2 separate regions of the Mus musculus genome follow, and region 1 is linked to region 2. Evidence: chromatin loops called from intact Hi-C (ENCODE). Cell type or tissue: heart. All regions are shown on one strand. Links, peaks and the distances in the headings refer to the core of each region. The heading gives the core; the rest is flanking DNA. Region 1 holds the start of Mcu (mitochondrial calcium uniporter). Region 2 holds the start of P4ha1 (procollagen-proline, 2-oxoglutarate 4-dioxygenase (proline 4-hydroxylase), alpha 1 polypeptide).

Evidence for each region. Hi-C counts contacts between places; a loop is a spot of excess contacts. Peaks named below come from ENCODE experiments on the same cell type or tissue, not always from the same donor. Only the 100,000 strongest peaks of a DNase experiment are listed, where the experiment ranks them.
Region 1: it touches region 2 in a loop (9-fold over the local background); 2 of 42 quality-filtered maps call a loop at or near these places.

The regions. Positions count from the first base shown.
Region 1 is chr10:59,612,362-59,628,319 of GRCm38, forward strand. Mcu (mitochondrial calcium uniporter) reads right to left here and starts at 4,331. Exons shown (of 8, transcript NM_001033259.4): 1 at 4,163-4,331. The coding sequence starts at 4,309. It also overlaps the pseudogene Gm51790. In heart, for the core only: CTCF peaks have their summits at 1,937 (motif pointing left) and 3,672; a DNase peak (open chromatin) is centred at 4,390; H3K4me3 peaks cover 2,124 bases; H3K27ac peaks cover 1,285 bases.
Region 2 is chr10:59,319,538-59,336,005 of GRCm38, forward strand. P4ha1 (procollagen-proline, 2-oxoglutarate 4-dioxygenase (proline 4-hydroxylase), alpha 1 polypeptide) reads left to right here and starts at 3,759. Exons shown (of 15, transcript NM_001316371.1): 1 at 3,759-3,939. In heart, for the core only: a CTCF peak has its summit at 3,840 (motif pointing left); a DNase peak (open chromatin) is centred at 3,734; H3K4me3 peaks cover 2,302 bases; H3K27ac peaks cover 2,263 bases.

The DNA of each region.
Region 1 (15,958 bases), core at 1-8,000, 290 kb after region 2:
TATTGTCTTTGACTACATAATTCTTAATGGTGAATTTTCTGTTTAGTTTTTTTTTTCTTGTATGAAGAGTTTCACAGAGCATAAGATAAAGTTCTCGGAGCCTTAAAATGATCAAATAATCAGAATTTGATGAATAAATCCATGTTCATTCACTAAAATATTTTACAGGATTCAAAATAAATAAGATTTTTAAGATGAAAGTAAAACAAGTGTGTTCTAAACCAATTCACCCAGGACCCTCAGTAGTCCAACACTTTAGTAGACAGAAAACAACCTGTTTGGAATCTAATGGAAGCATATATTCCTAATAATCTGGGTAATTGTCGTTATTTTAACTGATTATGAACAGAAAGCTACTGGTCACCACAGAGCTAACAGATTGAGTACACTGTCAATCTGCATCCTGAATGTAATAAATTCTATTAGGATTTAGATTGGAGAACGGAAAAAATTATGAGGCAGGAATCACCAAAGTTAAGATATAAACCAAGCCTTCCATTTAAAGTAAGCTCAATCCCGGCTTTCTTATTTGCCACAAATATAACCTCAGATGTCACTCCTCTGTTTTATTAGATTTATGAAGTGAGGGAGTTAGACTTGCAAGGAGTTTTATTTATGTCAGTGTCTGGCCTGAAATGGACCTTAGACATAAGTGGAATGACTGGGGGTTGTTATGGCTGAAGCTCAGACGCAGAATCTGCTTAACAGTGCATATGTATGGAACACTTGAGGCCAGTGCTGAAGCCAGCTCAAATACAGAATTTTTGTGCATGAATGCAGCATAGAAAGAAAAAAAAAAAAAAAAAAAAAAAAAAAAAAAAAAACAGAAACTGACCAGGAGAAACTCAAGAGAATTAGGGTTTGAGACTAGAATTCTCATCCAGGATCGCATGCAGGAGGATCACTGCAAGTTCAAGACCAGCTTGGACTGACTGCATAGGTAGCTGGAAGCCAGCCTTGGCTGTATACTCCCCTCGGGAAGGTGCAGGAAGTGGGGCAGAGGGGATCTGTGTATTAAACAAAGTAGCCTCAGGTAAGTTGCAATAGTATTACTGCCAGGACACTGCAAAGTGTGGAGAGGAGGAGCTACAAATTGTAACAGTGTAACGGCAGCTTATGATTTTGTAACTGGGCCCAGAGGCTGACCACTAGGAACTGCCAACATTCAGGCTGTCCTAATCCCCGGTGAAGCGGTTTGATTTAGCAAAGGAACTGCACAGCCCACAGTGAAAGGCAGCTCCCCTCCAAGGAGCATCTTTGGAAATAGCAGCCACCTTCACTAATCACACAGGAAGGGTCGCAACAAACAGCTATAGTCACTGTAGGTGCTCTGGAGTTAGATCATAGCAGGCTCTTTATACAAGAAGTAAAGCCACACTACATGGTGCAAAAAACAAACAAACAAACAACCCTGGAAAAGCCATTGATCTTTACTCCTATGTATTCCATTGACAGCTGCTCTAAAGTCAGAGTGCATGGATGCACATTTTTAGTCTCAGCTAGGTGGGAAACTGAGGCAGGGGGCATCCCTTTAAAGCCAGGAACTAGAGGACTGCCTGGGCAACAAAGTAAGGCTTGATTTCAAACCCTGTGTTGGAGAGAAGGCTGGACTACATTTTAATGGGGGAGTTATGCTTATAACTGTGCAACCACGTTGACCATTTTATTCAAGTTCTATTTGATCTACGCTCCTTTTAAAACGATGACTCTTGGCTGGCTGAGCACGGTGGCACATGCCTATAATCCCAACACCAGAGAGAGGAAGAGCAAGAAAAGAGGCCACTGGACCTCCACTATATAGTGAGACCCTGTCCCAAACAAACAAACAAACAAACAAATGTGACTCAAGCCAAGAAGCAGCAGCAGCTATTATTAGCTATGACCCTTGGCTCCAATTTGCTGTCCCTACTACTGCTGAATAGGAGTGCCACAAGCTGGGCTTGTGATCGGGTTCGATGCAGACTGCCATCTGCTGCACACACGGGATGTGTCCGCTTGGCCCCAGTGCCTCCCCAGGTAGGATCAAGTGGTTTATTCCATAGTCTCCTACCACATGTGTCTCAAAACCATATCCACTTAGCGATTCCTACTCCTGGAGACTGTGGAACACAAAGACTTCCCTGGCAGACAAAGGGTTAATTTTATAAGAGAAGGGAGAGATACAAAGGCAACTGTAGTTTAGGATACAATAAAAAGAAGACCAAGAGGGCAGCAGTCTTCTCAGCTGCGCAATCTTGGCCAAGTCTTTCTCTTTTCTGGGCCTCAATTTCAGGCTTGAAATATCAAGAGTTAAATCCGTAAGAGGCATCTTTCAAACGGAATGCCACATGAAGAATCATAGAAAATCGGATGGGGGTACCTTCATGATGGCTTTAGAGCAACTGGAACAGAAATTCAGAATCTGCTTCTACGTGTTGAAACAAGCACGTTCACCTCTTTTCAAACCTTGGACTCCTAAGTTCATTTACAAGTCACCATTTCCATGACAACACTTCTGCCCTTCAAAAATAACACTTCATTTTTAATTGTGCTTTCAGTTACAGATTCAGTTCATCACTTTTACCCACCCCAGAATAGCACAGAAGAATATTGTCTGAAGTAGCTCTACAAGGAAGACACACACAGAGACCGGTGCATCTGAGGCACACATTTTCAAACACCACTTGAATACCACACCCAAACAGTATTAAGAACAAACTGCAAAATCGGAGGATGCTTCATTGGAAAACAAAGATAGCTCGGGAAATTTTCCAATAGTTCAGAGGGAAAAGACTGCCATCACATTTTGGGGGTGGCCTGTATGTCTTTCAGAGAACATAACTGGAGGCTATCATACATGCAAATCAGAATTGAACTATAGAAAAACTCGGCTCTCACCCAAAAGCTTTAGCAAAGCAATGTCAGTATGCCAAATATGAAAAAGTACAATCTTCTCACAAGAAGGAAGCTCAGGTCCATCACTACCACTAATAATAGCAATACTATCTTGTATTCTCAGCGCCTCGGTTCTTTTCATAGTGCGTTCCCACAATTTTATGCTACCACAGGTCTAGGGCTATCCTCTCTGCAAAGCTCTAGTCCTTTCCTCTTAGGAGACAGGGAAACAGAACAAGACAGATCATGATGCACGGGCTGAAGGCAGCACCTTCTCTATTGGGCCAGCTGCAGTGAGCCTTCTCATCACACTACACAAGTTCACCTTATGAAATTAAACCTACACTTGTTCTCTCAAGAGTTGGCCAGAGACCAACACATATGGGCCTCGAAAGTCCAAAGGAAGGGAACCTGCTGACCTGTTAGGTCAAGAACTCCATGCCAAGCTCAGGTACCATACCGCCAACACTACACATACACACGCCCCTGGGCTACTGACAGAATTCCTTCTTTGCCAAGCAATGAAACCCGGCAAGAACTGATTAATGGAATCACTAAATCTCTCCCTCTGTGAACAACTTGCCATGCCGCCTCTCTTGTGCCTGCTGCCCTTCCTTTGGGCACGCGTGCACAACCCTCGGAAGGGACCACCGGGATCTTTAAGAACCCGAGGGGATGGTGTTTGCCTCCTGAAGCAATGCAGCATCCACCTCGAGGAAGCAGAACACGCACAGGCAGGGGACCTGATCAGAGAAGGATAAAGTTTGATTTTCCTCCCTGCGTGTTCCTAGGGGGCCGGGAGAGGGCGAGGCAGCAGCCTCCTGGGGTCCCGGGGTGCTCTCCGGGGACAGTTCCCAGCAGCATGGCACTGCCACTCTCCTGACACACCGGCAACCGCGGCAACTCCGGACGCTCCAACCCGCCCAGAGGAGGTGAGAAGGGGACAACTTGCACCGGGCTCAGTTCGGGAGCATTGGAGCAAAGCTGTCAGAAACGACGGAAGGAGGGACCGAGCCCGGAGGCGGGTCAGGGAGAGGTTCAAGTCCCGTGCCTTCCCCGCCCTGGCGTCCCCAGTCCTGCGGGAACATCCCTGCTGTCGCCCCTCCTCCTCCTCTCCTGCCTCCCGCCCGCCCTGCCTTCTCCGCCGCCGCCGCAGGCGCTGAAGGACACGGCGGCTCGGTGGCCCGCCACCCCGGGGCGGCCGCGAGTTGAGGGAAGTCGCCGGGCGCCCCGGCCTGCCCGCGGCTCCCCACGCCGCCCCGCCCTCCCCGGAGCCGCGCTCGCTCACCGTCCGGTGCTGCTGGTGCGGCCGGTGGCGGCTGACGCCCAGCCCGGGAAAGCAGCCGGCAGTCAGCGCTCCGCAGCCGCCGGCGCCCCCGCCGCCGCCCCGGGAGCAGAGCAGCAGCAGGAGCGATCTACCTGCGGCGGCCGCCATCTCTCAACTGGAAACGGCGCTGGCCCAGGCAGCGCAGCGGACGGCAGGGGCGTGGCCAAGACCCGCCACTCAGCCTCACTAGGCCAATTGCAGTCCTGAGTCAAGCCTCTGAGGCGGGGCTTCCTGCAAAGTCCAATCAAAAGGCGGGAGAATCCCGGCTTCGGGCTGTCTGTCACTTCCAGAGTTACCTTACGGGCAAATTCTAGGGGACCGGTCTCTGGCGTTCGAGCCTCTGGGAATGGAGCAGTAAGGGATTGCCCGTTCGATTTGGCTAATCTTTACCAAGTGACTTGATAAGAGAGCTAGGGGAAATAGATACCTGTGCAGAGCTTGTTCCGAGTTGAGTTCTGAGTGTTCTAAGTTGTCTGCCTAAGCACCCAACTGGTCATTTTAAGGAGGTTGGCTACAACTCTCGACCGCATGTCTAAAGTTAGCATCCATAACAGATAGCATTTGGATGTGCCGAGACTAACCCTGAATTGTAAAGTTATCCAATGGCAGTGCTGTGTAGCATGGTATTAGGTAGAATGGTTGTAGCTTCAAACTCCCAGGATGAGTACCTGCCATTGGGCTGAATGAACAGAACGCTACACAATTGAAACATCTGATTCTTTTCCCCAGCACCCTTAGATCCGCATTCCTCTCTAAAAGCAACACTGTTCGTTACCATGTTTGACCTTGGTCTCCCTTTTAAAATAAACTACAAAAACAGAAGACGCCAGCAATGTAATAAAGCCATGTAAAGATGAACCAAGTTTCATAATTTTGCTAAGATAGCAAGTAGAACACAGTTGAGAATAACTTTTTTTTGCGGGGGGGTCGGGGATACGGGGGACTGTCATTATGTTGCCCAGCCTGACCGGCAATGCTCTATGTAGCCCAGGATGACCTCAAACTCACCTCCAACCTCACCATCCCCAGTGCTGGGGGTTATAGGTATGGACCATCACACCCAGCGTAGAATTACCCTTTTTGTTGTTGTTGTTGTTTTGTTGTAGTACTTCGGATTTTTGTTGAGATTAAGTCATACTACATCCTGAGGCTAGCCTTGAACTTATGATCGTCCTGCCTCAGCCTCCTGAGTGCTATGATCACAAGCATGAACCATCATGCCTGGCTTGGACTGACCTCACTCAACTTTCTCTTGAAAACACGACTTGCCACAGGACAAGGTTTCTCAACCGATGGGTCGCGACCCTTTGCGTCAAAAGTTTTTTTCACAAGAGTTTCCCAAGGCTATCCTAAAACACAGGTATTTACATTATGATTCAAAGCAGTGGTAAAATTACAGATATGAGATAGCAACAAAAACAGTGTTATGGTTTAAGGTCACCACAGTATGAGGAAATGTATTAAGGGGTCACAACATTAGGAGGGTTGAGAACCACTACACAAGAAACTAAGTTCCTAGCAATGGTTCGTTGAATGTGGTGTAACAAAGGAAACCTGCAGTTCCTCTACTTTCTTAGACTTCCGAGCTGTTTCTTATTAAGAGCCACTCAATTCTTTCAGCTCCTTTTTAAAATCCAAGTGGGGGAAGGTTTAGATTTTTAAAAATTCTAATAAACATCACTGTAGGCTATATAACCCTACATGAAGTTTTAAAAATTAAAATTTGTATTACTTGTTCTAATAATATTCTTTAAAGTTTGACTAGAATTTGCTTCCTTGGCCAACTTCTCAGTTAATTCTTTGGCCAGAAAAGTAAGATGGTGGGTTTCTCCTGGTGACCCCCAAAGAGCTTTAAGTTCCACAAGAGAAACCTGGGACCTGAGGAATGAGCTCCATCTCAACAGCTGAATGCAACAAGCCCCCATTTGGAATTCTTGGCATTGCTGGAACAACTTCAGTCACAACTGCCTTTTACCCATCTATAGTTACCAACACAGCATCTCAAGTATTTAGCCATACTGCACATTCCCTTCTCTCTGTCTCGCCTTTGGGTTTTAGATTGTTTTCTTCTTCTTCTTCTTCTTCTTCTTCTTCTTCTTCTTCTTCTTCTTCTTCTTCTTCTTCTTCTTCTTCTTCTTCCTCTCTTCCTCTTCCTCTTCCTCTTCCTCCTCCTCCTCCTCTTCCTTCTTCTTTGATAACTCCAGGCCCTGGCCAAGAGTGTTCCATCTCTGTCTCTGCTTTACACTTTGGGAAATCTCACTAGAATTGCCGTTCTTCTGTTTTTCCAATGTCTACCCTGCACTACTGAGATTTAGTCCTGGGCATTAGAAAAAAGAACCACATTCAGTACTGGCCAGTCACAGTAGCATACACCTGTGATCACATAACTCGGGAAGCTGAAGCAGGAGGACTTCTGTGATTAGGAGGCCATCTTGGACTACATAGCTAGATGTTTGGGGGAAATATAAAACAAAAGAAAACAACCTGGGGGAAAAGTCACAGTGTTTTTTTTTAATGTACATATCTGAAACTAGAGGCATTGCTGTATTCCAAAATATATCATCTCATATCTATGAAAATTAAATCTCTGATGCCCCTACCTTAGGCTACATATAGCATCTACCAGTACACCACGATCTTATAATGTAGATCTAACAATTGAACTAAACAACTGTCATTTATCTTCACCCAGGAAAAGAAGTGAAATAAAACCTTCCCTCGGTGGCAGAGGACTACAGGGACTGGTTGGCCAGGCTTACTACGGAGAAAGGGTTCAGCAGAACGGAGTCCTCAAACCTAAGATGGACCCTTTGCCACTCATGTGTCAGGGACGCGCTGGCCATTCTAGACGTAACACATCTTTAAAGAAGGACACACACTTGGTGAGAAGTTGAAGATAACCTCCATATCTTCCAATAAAGTGCCTGCCAAGTAAATTAGACTTCAATCGCTTAACAAAATATTATCCAACCATATACAAAAGTTAACTATCCACAGATCAACCATATTGGCACACGTGCTACATCCCAGCACTTGGGAGGCTGAGGCAAAATTACAAGTTCCTGGAGTACATAGTGAAAAATTATCTCAAAAAAAAAGGGGGGGGGTGTTGGCATGTTCTTATAATCCAACCTTAGGAAAGCTCAGGTAGGAAGATGGCCAAGTTTAAAGCCAACCTGGGCTACACAGACAAAACTCTAGTTCATCTATCTCAAATATAAAAAATAAACAACAACAAAAAGAATTGTCCTGTCTACACTTTCACACTTAATCAAAAGACCAAGAAATGATGTACTTATTCTTTATTAAAGTAAACTGGGCATAGCGGCACATACCGCTAATGTCAGTGGTTGGGAAATAGAAGCAAGGTCAAGTCTGGAGTGCAAGGCCATCCTCAGTTCCTAGAGTTCAAGACCAGGCTGGGCTATGTGCGGCGCTGTCTTCAGAAAAGAAAAAAGAAAGAAAGAAAAAAAGAAAGAAAGAAAAGAATACAGTAGTTCTGTGCTTTTTTTTTTTTTTTTTGGTTTGGCTGAAATCGTGTATGAGATATAAAACTATAAATAATATAGTATGCATGATTATTTTGAAATCACACTTAACATGGGAGCCGGTGAGTTGACTCAGCAGGTAGAGGGGCTTGCTGCACCTGTCTGACAACTTGAGTTTGGTCTGGAACCCAAGAAAGGTAGAAAAAGAGAACTATCTCTCAAAAGGTGTCATATAACCTCCGTCCATGCTCTGTGTTGTGCACTCACGCACACAATAATAATAATAAAAATAAATATGCAAAACAATTTTAACATCATAGATAGGGCTGAGCATGGTGGCACATGCCTTTAATCCCAACTCGTGATGAGAGGCCAAATCTTTTAAGTTCAGACTCCATTTTAGAGAACCTGATCTAAGTTTGAACTCAGGCAAACAGGCTGGTACCTAGCATTAGTGTCCAAGTTGCCCCCCAACAAAATCCCAGCCTAGCTACGGTCTCTAGGTTAACCCCCAATAAGGCCAGTGTCCCCAGGTTACAACCTCAACAAGACCAGCATCTCCAGGTTATTCCCCCAACAAACCTGCACCCCCAGGTTACAAGCCCACCTCCTGCCTAACGACCACCAATGCAGAGGGAAGCAGAAATTAAGTTTATAATATGACTCCAACACCAGCCACAGTAGCTTTCCAATTAGATGCTTGCACACTTAGCCCCTGCTCGCTGCTTACTATAAAGCCTTGCCCTGATAGATATTCAATAGATATTCGGGGCTTCCACCACCGCCAAAACTATCCTGCATGATGGTGGTGCACTGGGGGATGGGGGAGGAGGTAGCTCAAATAGAATAAAGACCCTGCTGTGAGTTGCATCAGGTCGGCTCCTGTCTGTTTTTTGGGGGGCATCACTAACACTTCCCTGGCACTACAGTGAGAGGCAGAAGCAGGAAGATCTCTGTGAGTTCAAGGCCAACCTGTCCTACCTCAAATGTGTCCCGGTTCCAAACTGGTCAGGACAATATAGTAAGACCCCACCTTTAATTTATATATATACATATATATAATATATGTGTATATATATATATAAAATAACTCAGGTGGTGAATTTAAAGGAATAAATAGGAAGACACGTTGCCTTGGGGAAGTTTTGAGGGACACCTGCTCTTTTAAGTGATTTAAATTGTTCCCACCTGCATATTAATTTTATAATTTAAAAACATGCCATTAAAACATACTCAGTTGAACATTAATTTCTATGCCAATCCTTAAAAAAAAAAAAAACAGATTGCTTCTTTTTTAAAAAAAGCTAAAACGAATCAGAGTGTATTTCTTGGAGCATGAAACTTTAACCCATTTCCCTACTAAACCGTACACTGAAGTCAGCTCCCAGCTATGATTCAACGCAAAGGAATATTTACCCAAGGGTTCCAGAACAGGTAGGGTGGCCAGGTGAAGCACACGCACTGACTTGAGCAAGCAAACACGACGGGACTCTCCTCAGAGATTTGGGGGCTGTGTTTCCTGGTTCACCGATAATGTGAAGTATTATCTGCGTGCTAGCAGTAGTTCTGAGTGAACAGGAAAGAGTACATCCAAACAAAGGGCAGAAGGAAAGGCTGCAGCTTTCAGATGTTAGGGGAGCCCCTCCCTGGGCCGACCCTATCTGTCCTTTATGTTTGCTTCATTCTCTCAGGACGTCATCACACATTTCTCTTGCCTACCTCCGTTAGGAGCAACCTCTCCATCACCACAACCAAGTTCCTGAGACTTCCTCCTTTCAGTGCTCCTTGCTGTTCTTTCTCTGCACAGTAACTATTTCTAGTTCATCTGCACAGTAAATATTTCTAGTCAGTGTAGATGAGAGAGGTTCAACTACCTTTAAAGGCTTCTTTGTATATAACATACACATATATGAAAAACACTGATATACAATATGAGATATAAATATAATGTAGTGTATTATTATGATACGTTATATATCATAACCTATGTAAACTATATTACTTTACATATATACATGTATGTATATACATATGTACATTTACATGTATACATTATATGTATATATGTGTATATATAACATACACAATATATTATATCTTTTCCTCTATATATCTGCTTTCACTTCATCATACACAGAAGCACACCCATGCTCTCCTTGTTTTTCCTTATTCCCTCCAATACTCCCACTTGTCCCAACTCTAACACAGACCGACTCCAAGTCAGAAATGTATTTACTTATCCCTCTAAAAATGCTTGTTAGTGGGAGGCTCAGGCCCTGATTTCCAAAGGAATGACTGACTCCATATTTTATAACTCAATCAGCCTGTGGTCTAATCTTATTTTCTGTCGGCAACATGCAAGCCTCGATCTTTTTTTCTTTCATGCACAGAACCCGCAAGGAGACACTGAGGTGAGCAGGGCAGGAATTGTTCAGGTAGATTGCCTTTGTTCCTGTTTCTCAGAATCCGGGAGCCTGGCAGCAAATTTTAAGGCTGTCTTTCATTTTGCGGTAGATTGGCTCACGCCCTTTTGTAGTCTTTGATATTTACTAGACTTTTGGATCTAGGAAGTCTTTTGTCTCTCTCTAGAGTGACCAAAGCTATTAATTTTGTATTCAAATATAGCACACCTCCTAAGTACATAAGAATTCAGCTCCCATGGCTATGAAACTCAGCACCGTCCAGAGTAATAAAAAGACCCGGCTGACATGGAATGGAATCCCAAATAGTGAAGTGACTCCTTGCTTAGCAGTCGCTTCTCATAAACCTGTTTCCCGTGCCCTGGGCTCTCTCAAAAGCCATCCCAACCATCTGTGCTTCTGTAAGTGGGGGTGGGGAATATAACCTTCTCTGAAAATAAACGTCTAGGTAAAACTTAAGTCTCCTTGCAAGCGCCCCTAACTTTGTATCCCAGTAGCTTAGTGCCAGATGTGATAACTGTTCTGTGATCATTAGGCCTTTTGGATTGTTAAAGACCAAGTCTGGCATAGCCAAGGATAACCACATACTAGCTAGCGTAACTGATAGGAGATGCTACAAGAAACTCTCACTAGACCTGTCTGATCACTATAGTTTGACTGACTCAGCCACAGATCTCCTACATGTATCCTGCAGCAGAATTCCTCCTGTCAAGTGGAATTTTTTTTTTTTCCTGCAGTGGGCTATCCTGTAAGAGAATTCCTTACGTGGAACTATCTTTGTCCTACGGGACTCCTCCAGGTTTAGGGATGCCAATCTGGCAAGTTACCTAAAGCTAATTCCAGACAATGCCAGTTCTTCCTTCAACTGTCTGTTCTTCACAACACTTAAATTTATAGACAGCTCCGATGAGACTATCTAAAAGAATTTCACAAAGCAGAATAGTCTAAAAGAACCTTCGTGGGCTGGTTTCTAGCCACACGAATCTGCCTACTTCAAGGTGAGATACATCTTTAATATCATGCTGAGTTTGGCCCAAATTTCAGCTCCTCTGAATCTAAACTAAGTTACTGTCAAAACTAATATATTTCTCCTCAGTTTGGATGGATTGGACACCACCATCATCAGGACTGACTTCCAGGGGAAAGCGTGAAGGTTCTGGGTCATAGGCTGCAGTTGGTGGGAAGCAGGGGGTAGAGGAAGTTGTGGGTGGGAGCGTGGGCTTTGCCAATGAACAACAGGTGCAAGCACGGCTCTTTAAATTTAGCCACTGCTCTTGGCATCCTGTCTCCAGCATCCCGTCACTTACGGCAACTACTGCTGATTTGGAAAGGATCAAGGGACAGATAGGAGGAGGGATCCTATTTGTTAAAGTCAAAAGGAGGGGAGAGTTAACTTTTACAAAAACCAGCCAAAGGAATGGAAAAACAAAAAACAAAAAAACACTGGCCCTCGGAAAATATACACAGTTAAAAGGAATGAAAGGGGAGGGAAATTATTCAGAGATGATAATCATTAGCAAATCATCCTTAATTAAGCACTTTGAAAGTCACTCTTAGCTGCCAGAATGTGGGAGCAAAAATCACATAAGATTTGGATGGAAACTCAGAAAATAATAACTAGTAATCCCAAATGTGGGTGAGAGAAGGGGGATAACCTGGATAGGTCAGTGCATTTATCATCCCATAAGCCTGTCAATCAAATGGAGGCTCCCATGCTAGGAAAGCTAGGCAAAGGTATGAGACTCAAGCACTCCCCGAATTCTTCTTGCTTACGCATTTCTTTTTCTGAGATATTCACTTAATTCTCATAACCTTGACCTTGAAATGGAACCCATTTTTTTCCACCTAGCATTTACCCATCACTGAAACGAATGAAAAGTCTCCCTCTCCCCCACCCTTGGCAGGGGACCACCACTATCATGAGTGATGCAGTAATGATGCAGAGCAGGAAGTTCATGTCTGATCATCTGCTACAGAGGATGTCCTTCACCCTGGGAAGGCAACGGTAGAAAAGACAGGAATTCGAGAAAGGCTAGCCAAAATGTACAAAACCACACCAGAGGCCATCTTTGGTAGTGGCGGGACAGCTGGCTTCACATGATGGAAGGTTCTTGGCACTATGCAAAGAAGAATGAGCCTAAACGCAGGCTTGTGAGACACAGAGTTTATGGGCTGGAGAGATGGCTCAGCGGTTAAGAGCACTGACGGCTCTTCCAGAGGTCATGAGTTAAATTCCCAGCAACCACATGGTGACTCACAACCATCTGTAATGGGATCCAATGCCCTCTTCTGGTGTGTCTGAAGACAGAGACAGTGTACTCACATAAATAAAATAAATAAATATTAAAAAAAAAAAGACACGGCATTTACTGAATGAAAATGACATGAGCACTTCAGAGTATGTTTGAGGAGAAAACTTTTTATTGTAGATCTGAGGGGGAATTCGGCCAGAGGCATCTGGAAGGGTCCAGACTAAACTGGGCCAAGAGGGGGCTGGGGGGTAGGGAGAGAAGGGGGAGGGGAGAAGGGAGAAAGAGAGGGAGAGGGAGAAACCAAGGGGCCAAGAGAGCACCCAAGAGGCAAGATTATATAGAAATGAGAAGCTGGGGAACCAGCAAAGCCCAGCCCCTGGACAGGAGATGTTATGGGTAGGGGGCGGGGTAGGCAGTGTGGGAGGAGCCACAGGTACCGCCTTGTCTAGGTTTCTTTGGGATCTGACATTTATGAGAAGAAAGACCTCCAAAAACTGGGGAAAGGAATGCAAGAACAGAATGAAGAAGGTTCAGGACACTGCAAAGGCCGATGTTGGTGCTGGCAAAAAGCGAGTGGAGACCGGCTGCAGCTAAAGGCCAGGAGACTCTGGCCTGATCTGCCTCGATGGTGCCAACATCTAAGGACAGTGCTAATAGACTAAAAGCTTGTGTGTGTGTGTGTGTGTGTGTGTGTGTGTGTGTGTGTGTGTGTGGAGAGAGAGAGAGAGAGAGGGAAGACCTCTAGAATGATCTTTGCGTATTAACACAGCATAAATTTAAAGCACACTACTAACACAATAATCACCCAACCAACATTACTGAAGTCATCAAAAAGTTACAGTGGGTTTTTTCCCTTTGTTTGGCTTTTTTGCGGTTGTTTTGTGTTGCTGTTAGTTTTGTGTTACAGAGTCTAATTCTATTTAACTAAGGTTAACTATTTCACCATTCAGAGGGCAAACAAAAAATCGAGATTCTGATTAGATGATTAGAAGACACGATGCCAGGATAGTTCAGGACCTGCCGGGCTGCACAGCGATTTGTAGGCCAGCCTGAACTATCAGAAGAGACTCTGTCTCACAAAAGCTAAAACTTCAACAAAAAGCACCATGTTTCTTTTTTCATGCCTTTCTTTCTTAAAAAATGTCTTTCTGAAGTTGAACCAGGGCCATGGGTGTCCCCAGTGTCAGAGGAAGAGAGCTCAGTGGGTAAACTGCTCTCCAGGTATGTTAGGATCTCAGTTTGATATTCAGAACCCACGTTTTTAGAACCATGAGCATGAAGGTGCACACTTACAATCCCAGCCTTAGGGGATGAGGTGGAGGGAGGCAGAGATGAGGGGACACTGAGGCTTGCTGGTTAGCCTAGCTGAGTCAACAAATCCTAGGTCTGTGCAAAACTCTAATATGCCTACACACATACACGCACACACCATACACACATACATACACATACCACCACACATACCACACTACCACACATGTACACACACATACACATACCACCACACATACCACACTACCACACATATACACATACCACACACACACATGCACATACTGTAACACACACAGACACATACACACACCATACACACACACCACACCATGCCACACACATACAGACACACCACACACACACACATACACATGAACATACCATGCATACACAGACACATACACACATACAAACACCATCTCACACACATACACATACACCTTTCACAGACACACAGACACACACCAAACATACATACACTTAGACACACACCACTCACATATACACAGAGACACACACACAGAGACACAAATGACTAACACACACAGAGTCTTGTCCTCTCACAAGAGGGAGAATGGGAATTTAATGGACTGTTTTTTTGTTTGTTGAGGCATTACAATAAGATCAACATGGTAATTCCATTCCTGGGGCCATTTATTCAAAAGAAGTACATTTTGAACTGCCAAGGCTGCTCAAGCATCATTGAGAACACTGGGATGATGGATTCCAGAGAGCTTCTAGCCAAAATACACAAAGAATTCTTACAAACCATGGGCAAGAGACTTGAATAGATACTTTACAAGAGAAGACTTCTAAACAACCCAGAAAGCAATAGGAAGGGGGCGTGACTTCATTACCAACCAATTAGATACAAACCAAACCCACAATGCTATAGCCCTTCAAGACCAGGGAAATGGTTAAAATGAGAAAGATACAGAAGATGCTAAATTTTCACAAGAATCTGGAACAACCATGAGGCTCATAGGCCAGTAAACACTGATACAGCCGCTGTTACCAGAACACAGATACTGTTGATCAGTTGCACAGAGATGACATAAAATAAAGCGTCAACGAGGGCCCCTTTTCTTAGGTTTAATAATTCCAGTGGACTCCCTTTGTTCGCTCAGCCGCAGGGGAGGGGACTGTGTCTAGCAGTTGTTGTCCTGTAGCCTTTATCCATCAGTTTCTTTCCTGTCTTTTCAATGGCTTAAGATCTTTGTGGCTAGGCTAGGGTGTAGCTCAGTGGGAGAGCGCCTGCCTGGCAGTTTTCAGGCCTTGGGCCTTGGTGATCTGGATCACGCAGGCCAGGGCTGCATAAACTGACTGGCTCTTGTTACTGGAAGTGGACTGTGGCAGTCAGGATTTTGAGATTAATGATATACACCTTTTAAAAAAACATTTTTGTTCATCTTTTGAAATTTTTATACTATACTTTGGTCATATTCTTTCCCCTCCCCCAACTCCTCCCAGATCCTCCACCTCCTTCCTACCCACCCAGCTTCCAGTTCTTTCTCTTACTGTGTGCCTTTAACCCTAGCACTCAGGAGGTAGAGGTAGGAAGACCACAAGTTCAAGGCCATCCTCAACTACAAAGAAAGTTGGAGGCTAACCTGAGCTACAGACCCTGTCTCAAAATATATATAAATTGATAATTATGAAGTAAATTATATTTGTTCAAAGTCTAATATGAGTCAGGCTTGTAGCAGATGTAATCCTATCATCTTGGAGGCAGAGACAAGAGGACCATGAGGTCAAGTCTACCCTGAGCTTCACAGTGAGTCTCTGTCTCAAAAACTTTAAAAAAAAAAAGTGAGCTAGCTGTTGTCTCTGGATTTAAGGACAGTTTTGATCCCCATCTTTGGACTGAGTTTCTCAGCAGTGAGAAAATTGACACTGGTGCTCAGTACCAAGCAGTTTAGTCCACCTGTCACCTAATTATCACCTATGGCGAGTGTGACTGAAGTACCTGTTTGACAAGTGTCTGGAGGGCACAAATACCCACAGCACACTCCCAGCCCATGGTAACGATGGTGTCTATGATTGCCCAGGTGCCCGAAACCCAGGCTCTTGTTACTGTGGCAGCGAGGATTTTGAGATTAAAGCTATACAACTTAAAAATGGTTTTTATTCTTTTTTTTCCCCCTTAAACTCTCATACAATATATTTTGGATCATAATCTTCACTTCCTTTTCCCAACTCTTCCCAGATCCTCCACCACTTCCCTACCTGCTCAACTTCATGTTCTTTCTCTTCAAAACCAAATAAACACACACACACACACACACACACACACACACACACACACACAAACAACAAAAAACA
Region 2 (16,468 bases), core at 3,532-11,531:
AGCTTGTCACTGGTGGGCTCTTTTTTTCTGAGACTTGACTAACCTGAGTTGCCATTGGCCTATTTACTTTAAAATCTCTTCTGCTTATTGCAACCATCATGACTGAAGAGTCTTTTTCTAAGAATAGTTATAACGATTCACGAAACATTCTCTTCACAAAATAGTTGATTGGTGAACTACTTTGGGTAACTTCTTTAAATGCAAGAGGAATGGAGTTCTTGCAGGTTTGCAGTAAGGCTGGTCCAGCATTGCTCAGTGTCTGAGCACTCAGATGGGCTCATGTCAGTTTACCATCTTTCCCATGATGCTCATTTTCATTCTAGCAGAACAGGGACAATCAGGCTGATAGCCACAGACTTAGTAGGAAGTATCTTCTCAGAGTGAACAAAAGACAGATATTTTCCAAAAATAACAAACATCAGAGCTGTATTTGGGATACATTTTGTCCCTCCAAAGTCATGAACTAGAGTTTTAGAACCCAATATAAAAGTGTTAAGAGAATTCTCCCCCTTCATCCTGCTTCCCCCTTCTTTCTCCCTCCCTCCTCCCCATATTTTACCCTCTCTCTCTGTGTCCCACCACGAGATGCCATCTGTCACGTTAGGCTACAGCATGAGGCCTTTGTCAGTTGATCTTGAACTTATGTGTCTCAAAATTGTGAGCCTGCTACACCTGGCAAAATATGATTTTTAAATTAATTTCCTGGCACAAATTTATATTGATTTTCTTTCCCTATAGATTTTACCCTCGATATTCTTTGTCTCTTAATACGATAATAATTGGTAAGTTTTCATAGAGATAGTTTAGAAAATATAAATGTCTGCTTGATGTTCGTGCCTGGGGTCTCTAGAGGCTAAAAGAAGGTGCTGGATGCCCTGGGACTGGAGCTACAGATGCCCCTAAGCCTCCATGTGGGAGCTGGGAGTCAAACCAGAGTCCTTTGAAAGAGCAGCCAGTGCTCTTAATTCTTGAACCATTTCTCTAGCCCCTGCTTATAACTTCTTTATGACATCGTAAATGTTTTGAAGATTGCCATTAAATCTGGAGACATCTCAACAGTTTGTTCACTCTAATGACTTAAAAAAATTGGGGCATGTAAGATTTCTTCAAATGGATGGCACTCTTGTTTGTTGGAGAGTTCTTTAAATTCTAACAGAAGAGAACTTCCTTTTGTTAAATTTTTAAAATAGCACACACCAAGCCTGGATTGGGGGCAATTCCTGTAATCCCAGCCCTAACATTGTAAGCACACTGTACAGAATGAAGACTCTTGGATTTTTGCACTGTTAATTACAAGGCAGACCCTCCCATAGAAAGGAGTAGAGAAGCTGCTGGATCCCCTTTTAGAAGTTGATCTGAAAAAGAAAAATGAAAAAGAACTTGCCAATTTCAACTGAAGGCAGGATTATCACAATTTTGAGGCTGGCTACATAGTAACTTCCCACTATCTTAGCCTATATACAGTGTGAGGCCCTGCTTCTAAAAACAAAACAAACAAAACAAAACCAACTAAACAGTCAGGCAGTGGAGTGGCACATGTGCTACCAAGCACTCGTCTATGTAGCTACACATTCCACATTGCATATTTATTTATTTATTTATTTATTTATTTATAGACTCTAGAATGAGCACACATTCACATAACTAAGAGGTTTGAGGTCTGCTCTTGCACCTTACTCTCATAATCTTGGGAGAGCCAACTCAATGGGTGGGAAGAGTATTCTTGGATGCTTGGGACAGCTGGCAACAACCTAACCACAGATAGAAGAGACTCTAGGCTACAAAAATAAATCTTACTAAATTCAAACCAAATGTAACCCCAGTTCAATTTTAGCAAAAGATTTTAAATGCCTGCCAGCGACTCCAACACCTTCAGTCAAGAGGAAGTACGGCAGAGGGAGAGTTCCGGGGGTGAACAAGAACTGCAACACTGTCTTACTTTTACAAAGTTCATAAGAGCATATGGTCATGTAGACATATTGCTAAGACCCCTCCAAGGATCTTAGAAGGGGGTGCTGGCAATTCTGATTCCTGACACTGAAGCTTCACTGACTTCAGGTCTGGAGACATCCTTTGGTCCGTGACTCATAAAACATATTAAGGATTAAAGGAGATTTTTATATGGGTCATATCTGGCAGGATTTACTGTAGTGAGAGGTTAAAAAAATATATAAAATAGCTTTATTTGTGCATTTTAAAACAACTATATTACAAGTTAGCAGAAAAACATTTTTAATAAAAACATCTTAAGAGTATTAGTGGGGTGGCTGTGTGGTTTTTTGCTTTTTTTGTTTTTCTTCTGTAAATTCTCTTACTAGTGGCCTGGTTGGGATATGCCTCACACTTAAACCATGACAAAGGAGCAGAAGTCTCTGGAAAATCCAACTGTGTTGTCATTATAGCAAAAGAATCGAAATCGTCCTACAAAAACATTTTTGGCTCTACTGCTCCTGACTAGACCCACAGAGCCACACTTTTAGAAACCATTGCTTTCAGACGCCTGAAGCTCTTTGTCTCTCTGTCCCAGATAAGTGCCAATCAGTTCCATACTTTAGCAAGCAAGGAAAACTTTACAGTTTTAAACGAGTAACAAATGTTAGAAAAGTCTTTCTTTCCCTGACAGGAAGTAAATTATCTCTGGCATTGTCCTTATTGCCAGTAACTAAGGTTCTCTTCTTTTAGATCAAGACTAAACTCAAACACAGTTCGTGCCTTATATAGTGTGCTCAGTAGTATTTTTTTAAAGATTTAATTTTATTCATTTTAACTATACGTATGTGTCTTGTGTGGTTAAATACCGGTGTTCTTGGAAGCCCAGAGTTGTTGATCTGCCCGACCTGGGGTTTCAGGATGTTGTGAGCCACCACCCAGCACGGTGCTGGGAACTGAAATCTTAGCTGTGTGTGCCACATCTCCAGACTTACTGTTGTTGATGCTTGTTTCTGTGCTGGTTTGTTTGAGGCTAGGTAATAAAGTCTAAGGCCTTTTTTTTCCATGTTAGGTAAATGCTCAAAACCCAACATCCTGGTACACCCCCTCCCCAGCCCCATTATATGTTTCCATGCTCTTCCTGAATCCTAGGCATGTGCTAAGTAAGTGCTTTTTCATTCATTGTCTCATTGTTTCTCACAGCAAGCCTAGGGCCTAGGGAACAGATAATATTGTATTCCTTCTTTGCAGATGTAGCACCCAAGATACAGGGAAGTTAAAATCTAACTTTATACAGAGTGGGTTAGGATTTAACCTCAGATGACACTCAATTGTCATCTATTATTCACCCATAAAGTATGCGGGTGGGAGATTAAGCGAAATCCTCGTGTTCAAAAGTGTAAAAAAGACGCTTATTAAAGCAAAAACCCCTGTGGGCCAAGCCAGCCCCGACAGTCACCCCGGATACACCGTCTTGTTTCCCACTCCACACCTCCACTTTATTTCCTAAATTCTTATAAACTTCTCCTAATTTTGCACAACTGTCCTTCCTGATGGCTTCGATGGCTCTGAGACCCGCCGCTGACCCTGAAATGAAGGCGCTAAATCCTACAGGAACCCGGGCGGGGGTGGTGGTGGAAGCCCCATGGTAACCACGGGAACGGTGGCGTGGCAGGAGCTCTGCGCAGGCGCACTGCGTCCTCGCGTGGGCCAGCCTAGGCTTGGAACACCCCGGGCCTGGGCGACTCCCGGGTGGGTGGGAGGCTCGCCGCAAGCGCCTGCGCAGTGGCGCGGGAGCTGGTGTGACAGAGCGCACGTAGCGAGGGCTGCGGCCGCCCCCTCTCCGGCGCGCCGGCGCGGCAGGGGAATATAAAAGGGACGCCTGGCTCCCTCTACTGCCCAGTCGCACTGCCAGCAGGCTGAGGGCGGCAGGGAGCTAGCTAGCGGGGACTGCAGGCGACAGGACTGACCCGAGCCGAGCTGTCGCCTTCCTCCCGGCCCGCTATCCAGGTGAGGCGCTCCTCCGATCTTGGAGACGGATGCGGGGTCCCCGCGGGCAGCCGGGGTCCCTTCGCTCTGGAGTGGGGCTCAGCCCTTCTCACAGCCGCCCCCGGGTCTCCCCGAGAGGACCCGGCCCCGCACCCCCGAAGTCAGGCCGCCCCGGCGCTCTCCCAGCTTCCCTCGCCGTCCCCCCACCCCCGTCCTGCCTCTGGCCGGAGCGGCAGCAGCGGCTTGCGCCCCGCCCCAGCACTAGGACCTTCTTGAATGTTCCATCCCGGGCAGCCAGCCTCCCTGATGACTTGTGCAGCGGTACCTCGTCCGCCCCACTAAGCCGGGGGAAGGCGAGGGCGGACGGGCGGGGGTCTGGGCCGCCCGAGCCGCAGATGGTTAGCATGTGGCAGTGGAGAAAGCAGGCAGCGCTTGCAGCCGGGGGCTGAGTCTCTCCGTTTCGATCGCTCTTCTTCTCTTTTTCCTTTTCACTTTTGGAAAGTAAAGCTGGGAAGTGGGACCTACTCAGAAGTTAGGACTGAACTTGTCTGTTGCGCTTCTCGGCGTTGTCTCAGCAAGTAGACATAGCCCGGGGCGCCGAGTTTAGCTGAGAAGTTGCTGTCATTCACAGTTGGGGAAGCTGGCTTCTTCCTTCCTCTTCATCCCAGTGAATCACTTAAGGACACACGCGTCTGTCTCTGTATTTCTCTCTCCCTCTGCTCCTTCTTTCCTCCTGGTTTCCAATCTTGCCCACCTCCTCTGGTTCAGCTCACCCTGATGATCCCCTTTCCCTTTTCGTCTTTCACGCTCCCCTCCTCTTGCAGGGTCAACAAGTCAGTCCATTTTGGCCAAACCTTCTATGGTTGTGTGAGACTTTTAAACTGAATTTTGTGATTGACCCCAGATGGATGTTCAGTGTGGGGAAGGATGGTACGGTTAAATACGAGGTTGTTTCTCCTAGAGAGTGGGAATTTGGTACAAAGGCAGGCTTTCGGACTTAACATCTTCAGCTGACCATCCAAAATGAGGACTCTTGGGGTATTGCACCGTGGTTTATAGGGAAGAGCCTCCACAGAAAGGGATAGACAAGCTCCTGGGTTCTCTTTTAGGAAATGATTTTTTTTTTTTTTTTAATTAAAAGGAACCTGCCAGGTTCGACTTAACTCGAGAGCCATGGCTCTTGGACTTTTTCCTTGGAATGCACTCTGGAGGGATGGAATAGCCACTACGTGAGTGGGGGAGGGGGGAGACGTGGCAACGCTGTTCTTTCATCAACTTTTTTTTTTTTAAGGTTGAGGGGGAAAAAAAAAACCTCGTTTCCCTTCTCAGGTTTAGATGAAGCTTATGAATGGAACTTAGTCTTTTCCTAAAATAATCGCATAAAAAAATTACTCCTGCGTAGCAGGAACATTGGAAATTAAACTTTAAAAAGACACAAAAGGGTTATTTTGATTATTTCTAGGGAGAAAAGAGATTTTTAAGCAGGAAGTAGAAGCTGAAAGTGAACACGCTCTGAATATTTTTATCTTGATTTGAAATAGGAATAGTCGTGATTTCTTTCTTTTTTTTCTTCAGCCACTGATTTTCTTTAACTTTAGACCGTCAGTGTCATTTCAGAACCTTAAATATGAATTAGAAGCTTTATCTTTTCCTTTTGTAGGAAGCATAGATTTTTGTTCCTTACTTTAAAAGGTCATGACAGTTTGATTTTGCAATATTGTGTCTAATTTTTTCCTGAGGGCAGATGCTTTTTGGATTTACAGACTAAGAAAAGGTCTACTGTTTCTCTTTTAGGTGGATGAAGCTATTTCCATTGTTATACTGAATTTTTTTTACTTTGAAATTAAGCTGAGACTTTGATAAAAGGCTTGGGCATTTTGTCACTTTGTAACTCAGCTAGTAAAATAGGTGAAAACCAGATACAACTTGTAATTGTAAAGAATAAATATTGAAAAAAAAATTGAAAAACCTTTATAGCCAGTGGTGGTCATACATGTCTTTAATCCTGGGACTTGGGAGGCAAAGGCAATTGGATCTCTGTGAGTTCGAGGCCAGCCTGGTCTACAGAGTGAGTTCAGCATAGTCAGGGCTACATAGAGAACTCAATCTCAAAAAACCAAAAACAACAAAAACAAAATAAAAAACCAAGGAGGAGGTGGAAGAAGAGGAGGAAGAGGAGGAAGAAGATGAAGAGGAGGAGAAGAGAAGGGGGAGAGGAGGAGGAGGAAGAGGAAAGAAAGCAAAGCTTTAGTTCTCCTGTGTATCACCATTGTTGTAGGAGAGCTGTAGCTTTGGTGAGGAGACACTAATTTTCTGTTACTACAGAGTGAGTTATGGACTGACAAGCTGTGGTTTTCATGGAGCAGTTAATTTCAAGCATTTGCTTTGATGCTAGGGATATAGAGAGAATGGAGACAGCTATAAACCTTATGAGCCTTAATTTCTGTGGGAGGAATGCTTTGTTTTTAATAAATGACTAACCTGGGTATAATTATTGTTTTTAGATAAATTTGTGAGATCCAGAGTGTTTTTCAGTCTATTTTTGAAGCTATGAAATCTCTTGAATGTCTACAGCAAAGTGGGGGTCTAAATCAGAAAATACAAATATTTCTGTATAGTTTATGCCCTCACTCATGAGCTCTGTTATAAGAATCCCTAAAAAATTTAAGGCTATGTAGGCTTCTTGAGACAGACTTTCTTGGCTATTTCAGAAAGCTGAAGTGAGCATATGTATCAATTTCATTCAAGTATGAGAGTGGCCCTAGTAAGCTATTGCTGAAAGCGGTTCTAACAAAATAGGTTCTTAGGATTTGCTGAACTACTGTATTGTGAGTCAGTTACAATATATCATATTAGATCTTGTCCCTCCTCTCCCCCAACATTGTAACGCTCTGAAGGTGAAAAAGCATGCAGAGAAGCAAAATGAATGGAATGGTCCTTAATGTTAATATTGTCTGTCTGCCTTGTGGTGAGGTCTAACATCTTACAATTAAATCATTCTGCAGAACGTTGTATAATTGTATGAACATAGGAGAAGCCAAATAAACTCGGTGTCTATATATGTGAAATCAGTGTTTATATTCAGTGAAATGTTTTTATATAATTTTTATATACATTTTTGTAAGACTTGAAGCTATTCTGTCATTAGTTTTCCTTTAGCCAAAGTGACATTATACCTGAGCGCAAACGTAAGGAGTTAAAAACAGTTCTCACTTAAGGGGCCACAGAAATGTCGAAGCAGATTCAATACATCCCTTTTCCTTTAGATGTTCAGGAGGGCTCTTAGTATATTTGGCTGGGTGTTGGCTAAAAATACAGTACAAAGATTCATGCTTCTTACATAACTGTCAGCAGAATGAATCCTGCCTTAGATTTTTTTCTGCTTCCTGTTTTTATCAATGTGTTTGTGTTTTGGTGGTTTAGTTTTCTCAGTAATACTAAATCAGTATGATACGTCTGTTATTGTATATTTGAGCTGTTGTTATAAATAGTCTGAAGGGAAGACTGTAATTCAGTGGTAGTTTCATTTTCTTGGATGGTTGCAGTTAACTTTAATTGGCTTTCTTTTCATAGCTATATTTAATTAGTTACTGGGGGGTGGATTTCTCACTGAAAAGAACTGAAATGTCAGCCTACCCATGTCTGCCTAGTCACTGAAAAACACAGCGGACAAAATTCCGCTCAATATTATTAGCTCAGTTTCAAAGGACGCAAACTTTAGTGGATTTCATCAAAGGTGACAAAAGAATGAATGATAGCAATTTTAAGAATGAAAAACATTCAAATGTACGGAAGGAAGAAAATCACAGCTGGGAGAATTCTATGACAACATAGAACACCAGGGAAGAGGATTTAAAGCAGGTATTGGGGTTAGTGAAGAGGAAAAAAAACAATGAGACTGAAGCAATAATTAAAATGTAAAGGAATTAAAATATTTAAAACGCAAGGGGAGAGTAGCCCTGGTTGACCGGGAACTTCCCTCAAACTTAGAAAGATCTGTCTGTGTCTGCCTCCCAAATGCTAGGATTAAAGACATATGCCATCATGCCCAACCTGGTATTGGTTATTTTTCTATTGTTATAACAACACACACAAGGGTAGATAGTAGGTAAAGAAAAGAACTTTGTTGGTTTATGGATTTGGAAGTCTTACAAGTAGGACATGAAAGGGCCATCAGCTGCCAACATGATGCGGGTAATTTACTCCATTTTAAGGTTGAGTAAGTTCTGAATGGAACTACATATTTGAAATCATTCACATCTTTTCTGCAACTGAGTTCATTATTTTTTGCTCTCCTATATATAATATTCTTAAAAGTTTTATTATTTTTATTGGATGTGTATGGGCGTTTTGCCTGCATCTGTCCTCTGCAGAGGACAGAAAAGGGAGGTCAGAAGCCTTGAGAATGGGATTTGCCGAGGGTTGTTAGCTACCATATGAGTACTGGGAATCAAACTCTGGTCTACTGTAGGAGCAACAAGAGATGCTGAGCCACCTCTCCAGCCCTAGAGCATGTGATCTTAAGAACATGTGGTGTGTCTCTTTCTCCTCTTGAGAACTGGCGTTAGGAAAGAGGAAACTGAAAGCTAGAAGGAGAAGAGTCAGGCCTAAGGAAAAGGGATTTAAGATAGCTAACCCAGCACTCCAGAGATGGGCAGGGGGAGCGCAAGTTTAAGGCCAGTCTGGGCTATGTAGTGAGAGCATACTTCAAATGAAACAGAACACCCAGAGGCACTTTCCGTAGGACGGCCTTGGGAGAGGTGGAAGTTTGGTGAAGTGTACCTTGAAGATGACTTTCAGGCTGTAACCTGTTTGTTTGTTTGGTTTTTGTTTGTTTTTGAGACAGGATTTCTCTGTATAGCTCTGGCTGTCCTGGAACTCACTTTGTAGACCAGGCTGGCCTTGAACTCAGAAATCCACCTGCCTCTGCCTCCCAAGTGCTGGGATTAAAGGCTTACGGCGTACGCCATCACTGCCCCAGCTAACCTGTTTATTAAGAGGATAGAAAGTGTTTCTGCTCTCTACTAACTTGCCTGCTTTCTAATGGAATTGGTTGTGGCCAGAGATAAGAGAATACATAATCTTTTGTATTGGGAATGATATTTGAGCAATATAAAGTATATAACAGCAATTTGTCTCTCAGGTATGCAGAGTGTATTAAACCCCTTTCTAGATATTTCAGCATGGAGTCAATATTTTTTCTTTTGGACTATCACAAAGAACCTAAAATAAACAGTTGATAAATAATGTCATTAAAAAAAAAAAAAAAAGCCTTGAGCCTGGGACTGAAGAGTTGCTTAACTGTTGGGTGCACTGGCTGCTCTGTCAGAGGACCCAGGTTTGGCTCACAGCACCACACACACTCTCAAAACCATCTGTGGATCCAGGGCCCTTGCCTAACCTCTGAGGGTACTCCATGCATATTATACACCAACAAAACACTCCTGCACATGGAATAAAAATACACCAATCTTTTAAAGGAGGGGGGAAAGCTTTATTAAGTACTGTATGATGGATGCATCAACTAGAAGAACGATATGTAGTTGTCCCCTGTTGTCCACAGGAGGTGCCTTCAAAGATTCCCAGTGGGTATCAGAAACCTCAAGCGATAGACTGTGTATTTTGATAAAACACACAAACTAAAGGAAAGCTTAGTTTGTGATTTAGGCACAATAAAAGATGAATATCAATAACTAAATAGAAAAATGATAGTGTATCATATAATAAAAGCTGTGTTTATTATCTCTCAAAATATCTTATTGAACGTTATGGCTGTTTTCTTACAGGGAAGTACTTTATGGCTTCTCTTTGTATGTCTGAGTTTCCAGCATCGCTACACTTGTGCTTAGAACATCGTGATTCATCATGACACTACAGTGACATTAAAAACTTGAGAAAAATATCACTACATTTACTGTGGGGGGGTATGTGTACATTTATGTCATAATGTGTGCATGTGCCATAGCGTGCATGTGGAAGGTCACATAAAGAGAGTGACATTGAAGTTTAAAAATTTTTTTTGTTTGTTTGTTTTGTTTGTTTGGTTTTTTTTTTTTTTTTTTTTCGAGACAGGGTTTCTCTGTGTAGCCCTGGCTGTCCTGGCACTCACTTTGTAGACCAGGCTGGCCTCGAACTCAGAAATCCGCCTGCCTCTGCCTCCCGAGTGCTGGAATTAAAGGCATGCGCCACCACGCCCGGCTTGAAGTTTTTAAAATTTTTAACTATAATTTGTGTGTGTTTTGCCAATATGTCCCCAAACCCTAGAGGACAAGTTTTGGGTTTTGGTTGACCTCAAACTTAAGCGACTTGCCTGACTTTGCCTACCCTGTCCTGGGATTAAAGGTGTGTGCCACCACTGCCCAGCAGTAGTGAATATTTTAATGTATAGCCATCATAATTACAGAAATGGACTCTATAAACAGCTCATTGGAAGCTTTTATAAGGTCTCTGGAGAGGGAATAACTTTTAATAAATGTTGTTGATGCTAATCTTTTTGGTTTTCTGGTTATAATTTTTGTAAGATTCTTTACCTCAGTACCTGACTTTATCGTCTGAATAATTTCTCAAGCTTGATCATGACTTGTTCTCTGAATTATTTGCACCCCTTAAAAAGCAAAGTTGGTCCCAAATACAGTGATAAGAGTCAGCAGTTGTGACACCAGCTGCCCAGAGCTTCACATGAGCTCACCTCTTTAGTCCTCAGATGATTCTATTTTACAGACAATGCCCTTCTCTTCAGAGGTAGCCCACCTGCTGTACGCTTGTATTGACATGGAGTGGGAAAGAACTGTAGAGTTGATTTGTTGTTAGTTTCTGTTTGGTTTTTTTTGTTTGTTTTGCTTGCTACAGAATCTCTTAATCTAGAGCCTAGGCTGACCTCAAACTCAGAATCTTCAGGCCACTTTTCTACTTCTCGAAGTCCTTGGATTTTTTTCCCCATGTCCCTCATATCACATGTGTCTGGTCTTGCCTGATTGTACGTCTGTGTACCGTATGTATGATGTCTGAGAAGGCAAGGAGAGGGTGTTGGATCCCCTGGAACTGGCGTTACAGATGGTGTCAAGTGGTCGTTTGGGTCTAGGAGTCCAATCCCGGTTCTCTAGAGGAGGAGCTAGTGCTCTTATCTGCTGGATTCTCTATCCAGCCCCCAAAGGACTGGTTTAAAAATTATTTGGTGCTGGTTACTTTTAGCCTCATGTTTTAACTCCTTGCTTGTCCCCCTTCTTACTAAAGTGGCCACCAAATAAACTAGACATTGTTAATAAGTCTTATTAATTTAGAATGCTTCTAATATCAAAGTGACATTTTTAGGCTCTCTGTCCTGGGAAATAAGAATTTTTTTTCAACATGTATTGAGACAAGATTGTGTGTGTGTGTGTGTGTGTGTAGATATAGGTAGATTTATCTTGGGCTGGCTTAGAACTCACAATCTTAATGTTTTAGTCTCTTGACTGCTTGAATTGTAGGTTTGTGGCAGCACACATGATTAGGAGATGTCTGCATATATCTAAGGTGCTTGAAACAATTAAGAAGTCTGTTACATAGTTTAAAGAAGGCAGTCTCAGCCAGATGTGACAGACACAGGTGGATCTCTGGGTTTGAGGCCAGCCTGGTCTACATAGAGAGTTCCAGGACAAGCAGGGCTACATAGAAAGACTCAGTCTCTAAAATAAAATGTGCAGTTCAAAAATAAAGAACAACACCATTTAATAGCGATTCTTAATTTTGCTATTAAAAATTTGGTTATAGTTTGAAAAAATTGTCCATCAGTGTACTGGCTAGTTTTCTGTCAACTTGACACAGCTGGAGTTATCACAGAGAAAGGAGCTTCAGTTGAGGAAATGCCTCCATGAGATCCAGCTGTAAGGCATTTTCACAATTAGTGATCAAGGGGGAAAGGCCCCTTGTGGGTGGGACCATCTCTGGGCTGGTAGTCTTGGTTCTATAAGAGAGCAGGCTGAGCAAGCCAGGGGAAGCAAGCCAGTAAAGAACATCCCTCCATGGCTTCTGCATCAGCTCCTGCTTCCTGACCTGTTTGAGTTCCAGTCCTGACCTCCTTGGTGAGGTAAGCTGAATAAACCCTTTCCTCCCCAACTTGCTTCTTGGTCATAATGTTTGTACAGGAATAGAAACCCTGACTATGACAATCAGAAACATGATGAAACTTGATGGAATAAAGTGAAGACAATGATTTGATGAAGGATTACAGGGAAAATGAGCAATTTAACTGTTCCTTCAGTAATTGCTTAGTTGTTTTGGAAAACATGTCCTATTTTGATTGAAAAGCGTGCCAAGTCCAGTTCCGCAGCACATTGTGGTGGCCTTCACTAGGAACCAGTGTGCTGATTGTGAAAACTCACAAGACTAAAGGTGAACACAAAGCAGCAGTTAGGGTGAGATCTGCCAGAGCTTTCTAGAAGGTTTCAAGCAAGACCGGGAGGCATGGACAGACGTAAAAGGAACCTTGTGGAAAATTTTAATGTCAGGCAAAGTTTAGATTAGAATATCAAGCATTCTTTCATCTCTGTTAAGATTTGGATGATGTGTCTGGGTAGGAGGAGTTTTCTTAAAATGTTGCAACTTTTTTAGAAGAAAAGTATAAGGCTGAAAGGGTGATACAGTTTCTGCCAGATGCCCTGTGCTAGTCATCCATTAAGTAGCTTGGACTTGGACTTCAACGAATGCTGATAATACAGTAAATGTTTATAGTGTAGTAGTAAAACGCTTTCAAAATCTGTTCCTAGGTTTGGTGGCCCTGTGGAGTGGGGAGGGGGGGGCTGCACTTTCCTGGAAGCAGGACAGAAGTTTGTTTGTGTTGAAGTTTGTTTGTGTTTGTTTGTTTCTTGGGCCTACCTGAGAATTCGTCTTTCAGGAAGGTTGTCCCTATTCACACTAGCCTATTATATATATACATGTATGTTACAGGGTTGTATAATTTACAAATCTACTGTAAAGAATAATCAGATCCTTGTCCTTTTTGATGTGCAGTTTTGCTGTGTAGCTTAGGCTGGCCTGGAACTTACGTTATGGTGACTCATGATGGTCTCAGATTTACAGTTTTTCTGCTTCAGCCTCGTAAGTGCTGGGATTATAGGTCTGCACTGCCATACCAGGCTCAAATTATTTACTTTTTTTAAAGGTTTATTTATTTACTTTATGTATATGAGTGCACTGTAGCTGTCTTAAGACACACCAGAAGAGGGCATCAGATCCCATTACAGATGGTTGTGAGGCACCATGTGGTTGCTGGGAATTAAACTCAGAACCTCCGGAAGAGCAGTCAAGTCTCTTAACTTCTGAGCCATTTCTCCAGCCCCCTCAAATTATTTTTAATAATCATTCCTATTGCTACAGCACCAAGTTTATCTTGGCATCGGTGAGTCTTCTTGGTCTTCCTTTTCTGTTTCTTCTTCCCTCCCTCATCTCTTCCCCTAGCTCTGCAAGTCTCTCAGGGATCCTAAGACTTGATTTTTTTTTTTCTTTTAAGAGATTACATTCAGTATCTCTGGGAATTCAAGGCCAGCTTGAACTCTACTCCAAAAACCCAAATAAATAAATGATTAATTTATTAATTTTTAGTGATTCCATTCCATTCTTGGAGACTTTGGAGCAGAAGACATTTATGTGTGGCTTTTCTTTGATGCTGTATTTTCTTTGAAGCTTGACTCGTAACTACTCTATAGTATTTGCTTTGTAGACTTCGAAGAGGGAGAGATAAATGGAAGTAGGGCATTATAATTAAGAAAACCATTGTGTTAAAACAAGTGATTGATAAAGCTATGTCTCCCTATTAACATGCCACTTAGGTTGTTCAGTGAGTGTGGCTAAATGAGACATAGTATTAAAACAGATTAGAGGAACCATTCAGTTGCGTGATTCTGTTTTTCCAGAAGAAAAATTGAAGAGAAAAGCCCATTTTAAAGAGAGTTCTGTTTTTGTGATTTCAATGTTTTTCTGTATCCAGACCAGCAACATCAGCAGCTCATGAAATGTGTACAAATTGCCTGTTTATTCCAGACCTTTAGATGGTTCTGATACGGCAGACATGAAACATCCAGAAAACACATAGATAGGAGATGACAAGATGGCTTTGTGTGTGGTGGCCTTGCCACCCAGCCCTGAGGCCCTGTGTTTGCGCCCCAGGGTACATGCAAAGGTTGAAAGAGAGAAGTGATTGTACAGTTGCCCTCTGACCTCCACACGTGTACATCATGTCATTTGTACATACAATAACTCAAAAAGCAGAAGTGTGAGAGAAAGCTTATTCCTATATCTTTATGAATGAATTTTCTGCATATTTTCTCACGCTGTTAAAACTATGTTACATTACTAATTTTTTCCCTTTTGTTTTGCTAGAGACACTTTCTCACTATTTGTGACCCAAGCTGGGTTTGAACTGCTGATTCTTCTGTCTCAGCTTCCTACATGCCTGGATTACAAACGTGCAAGTTTAAATGGTTTTCGTGTACTGCACACACTAAAGTGTGGGTGTGTGTGTGTGTGTGGGTGTGTGTGGGTGTGTCTGTGTGTGTGAGAGAGAGAGACAGACAGAGAGAGAGAGTGTGTGTGTGTGTTCCCATGTGTATTCCCGCGTGTGTGCATGTATGTGCACAGGTGCCTGCAGAGGCCAGAGGATCTGAGGGTTAAACTCACCTCATTAGGTTTGTTGGCCAGTGGCTTTACCCACCGAGCCATCGTATGGCCACCTGTATTCTTATTTTTAAGCTTATGCATTCCCAGCTTGTTTTGTTTTGTTTTGTTACACTGTTTTGGTTATGGAGAAACTTTGCAACTTATTTTGTTACACTCTTGGCCAAGGCTATTAGATCTTTGTAAAATTTATTTTGAAGAAGCAGACATATTCACATTAATAGAGCTTTGAGGCTTTATATAGGCTTTAAAGTATAGTTTTCAGGGCTGGAGAGATAGCTCGGAAGTTATTAAATAGCACTGCTATTCTTCCAGAGGCACTGGGTTTTGAGTTCCGGCTATAAATTCTAGTTTCAGGTAATCTGATGTCCTCTTCTGACCTCTGCACACACTGCACACAGGTGGCACACAGACAAACAGGCAAAGGATCCATATACATAAAATAAAACGGGGATGGGTGGGCTGGAGAGATGGCTCAGCAGCTTAGCACACTTATTGCTCTTACAGGGGACTTGGGCTTGATTCCCAACATCATGGTAGATCAGAACCATGCAAAAAGTTTTAAAAAGAATCAGTTACTGGAAGAAAAATACCACTTTAGAGCTGCTTTTTAGTTATTTCTGTAAGCTAATGATTCTTGGTTTATTGTGAGGTTTAAAGAAAACAGCAGGTAACAAAGAATCTCTAATAACAATATATTTTAGTAATAAAAATGTTCTTACCTGACAGATCTAAACTTTATCATCAAAGTTAAAAAATTATCTAATTCTTGTAACTAGCCTTGTATTAATATATTGAAGGCATGTATAATTTTTTTTTTCTGGAAATAGCATTTACTCACCAAGAAAATTATGGCAGAAATCTGATTAAACACTGAGAGAATTCTAGACTCTTCAGACAGCCTGGTGTTTTGAAAAAGCTTTGTGCTTTGGCAGGAGCTCAAGAGAGGAAGTGCCTGCATCTGCTACATTCTAGAAGCTTTCCCCAGATCACTGTAAGGCAGCCAAAAAAACTGTGTTTCACTACTGTGTGGTTCTGGAAGTATCTGGAAGTTTGTAGCAAATTGGAGAGAGGAGATATAGGAGTTCTTCCAAAATGCCATTTTATTGTGGTGAACTTTTTCATTGCGATTCAACTTAAGGAGAAGATGAAGGTTCTTTTCAACTTTTGTGGATTTCAGTCGGCCTCTGTTGAAGCCTGTTAGTTTAGACAGCTTAGAAAGATTAGAGAAGTGTCTACAAAACAGGCTGGCAAGTCAACCTAACAGATAGTAACCTGCTTCTGAGACAAGCCAACCTGTGGTAGTAACTCACTCTGTTTTAAAGCAATGAGAAAGCTTGTGTGTTTGGTAGGGGAGGAGGAAGAGTCAGTTAGTATGTAAAGCAAGGCGGAGCCTTTCAGTGGGTTCTCAGTACCCTCATTATGATGAGCAGTCCTCACTGGAAAAGACTACTGGGGCAGAGGAAACAGGAGGCAGGGGTGGTGAGAGGCTCTGTGGTTAGCAGACTGTGAAGACCAGAGTTCAGTCCCCCAGAGTGCAGGTATTATGCCAAGTGGGTATGACAGGCTGGCTGCAGGGACTCCTAGCCACATGAGTGAGCTCTGGGTTTGGCTGAGAGAACCTGCCTCTCAGTAATGTAGATGAGTGATTAGGGAGATTCGGACACCAACCTCAGCATATGCAGCTCACACATAAGAATGAAAAAAGAAAACAAAAGTTATCAAGAAGAGCTTTGCTGCCAGGTTGAACGTGGGGGGAGGGGGAGGGTCACGGCTGTGTACAAGGCTTGGGTGGCTTTATTTGTTATTTTTCAGCATAGAACACAGAAGTAAGAGAAAAAGTGTTCCCTTACCCCTTCCTAACATCAACAACAACAAAGCAAAATAATAGCAAAACCTT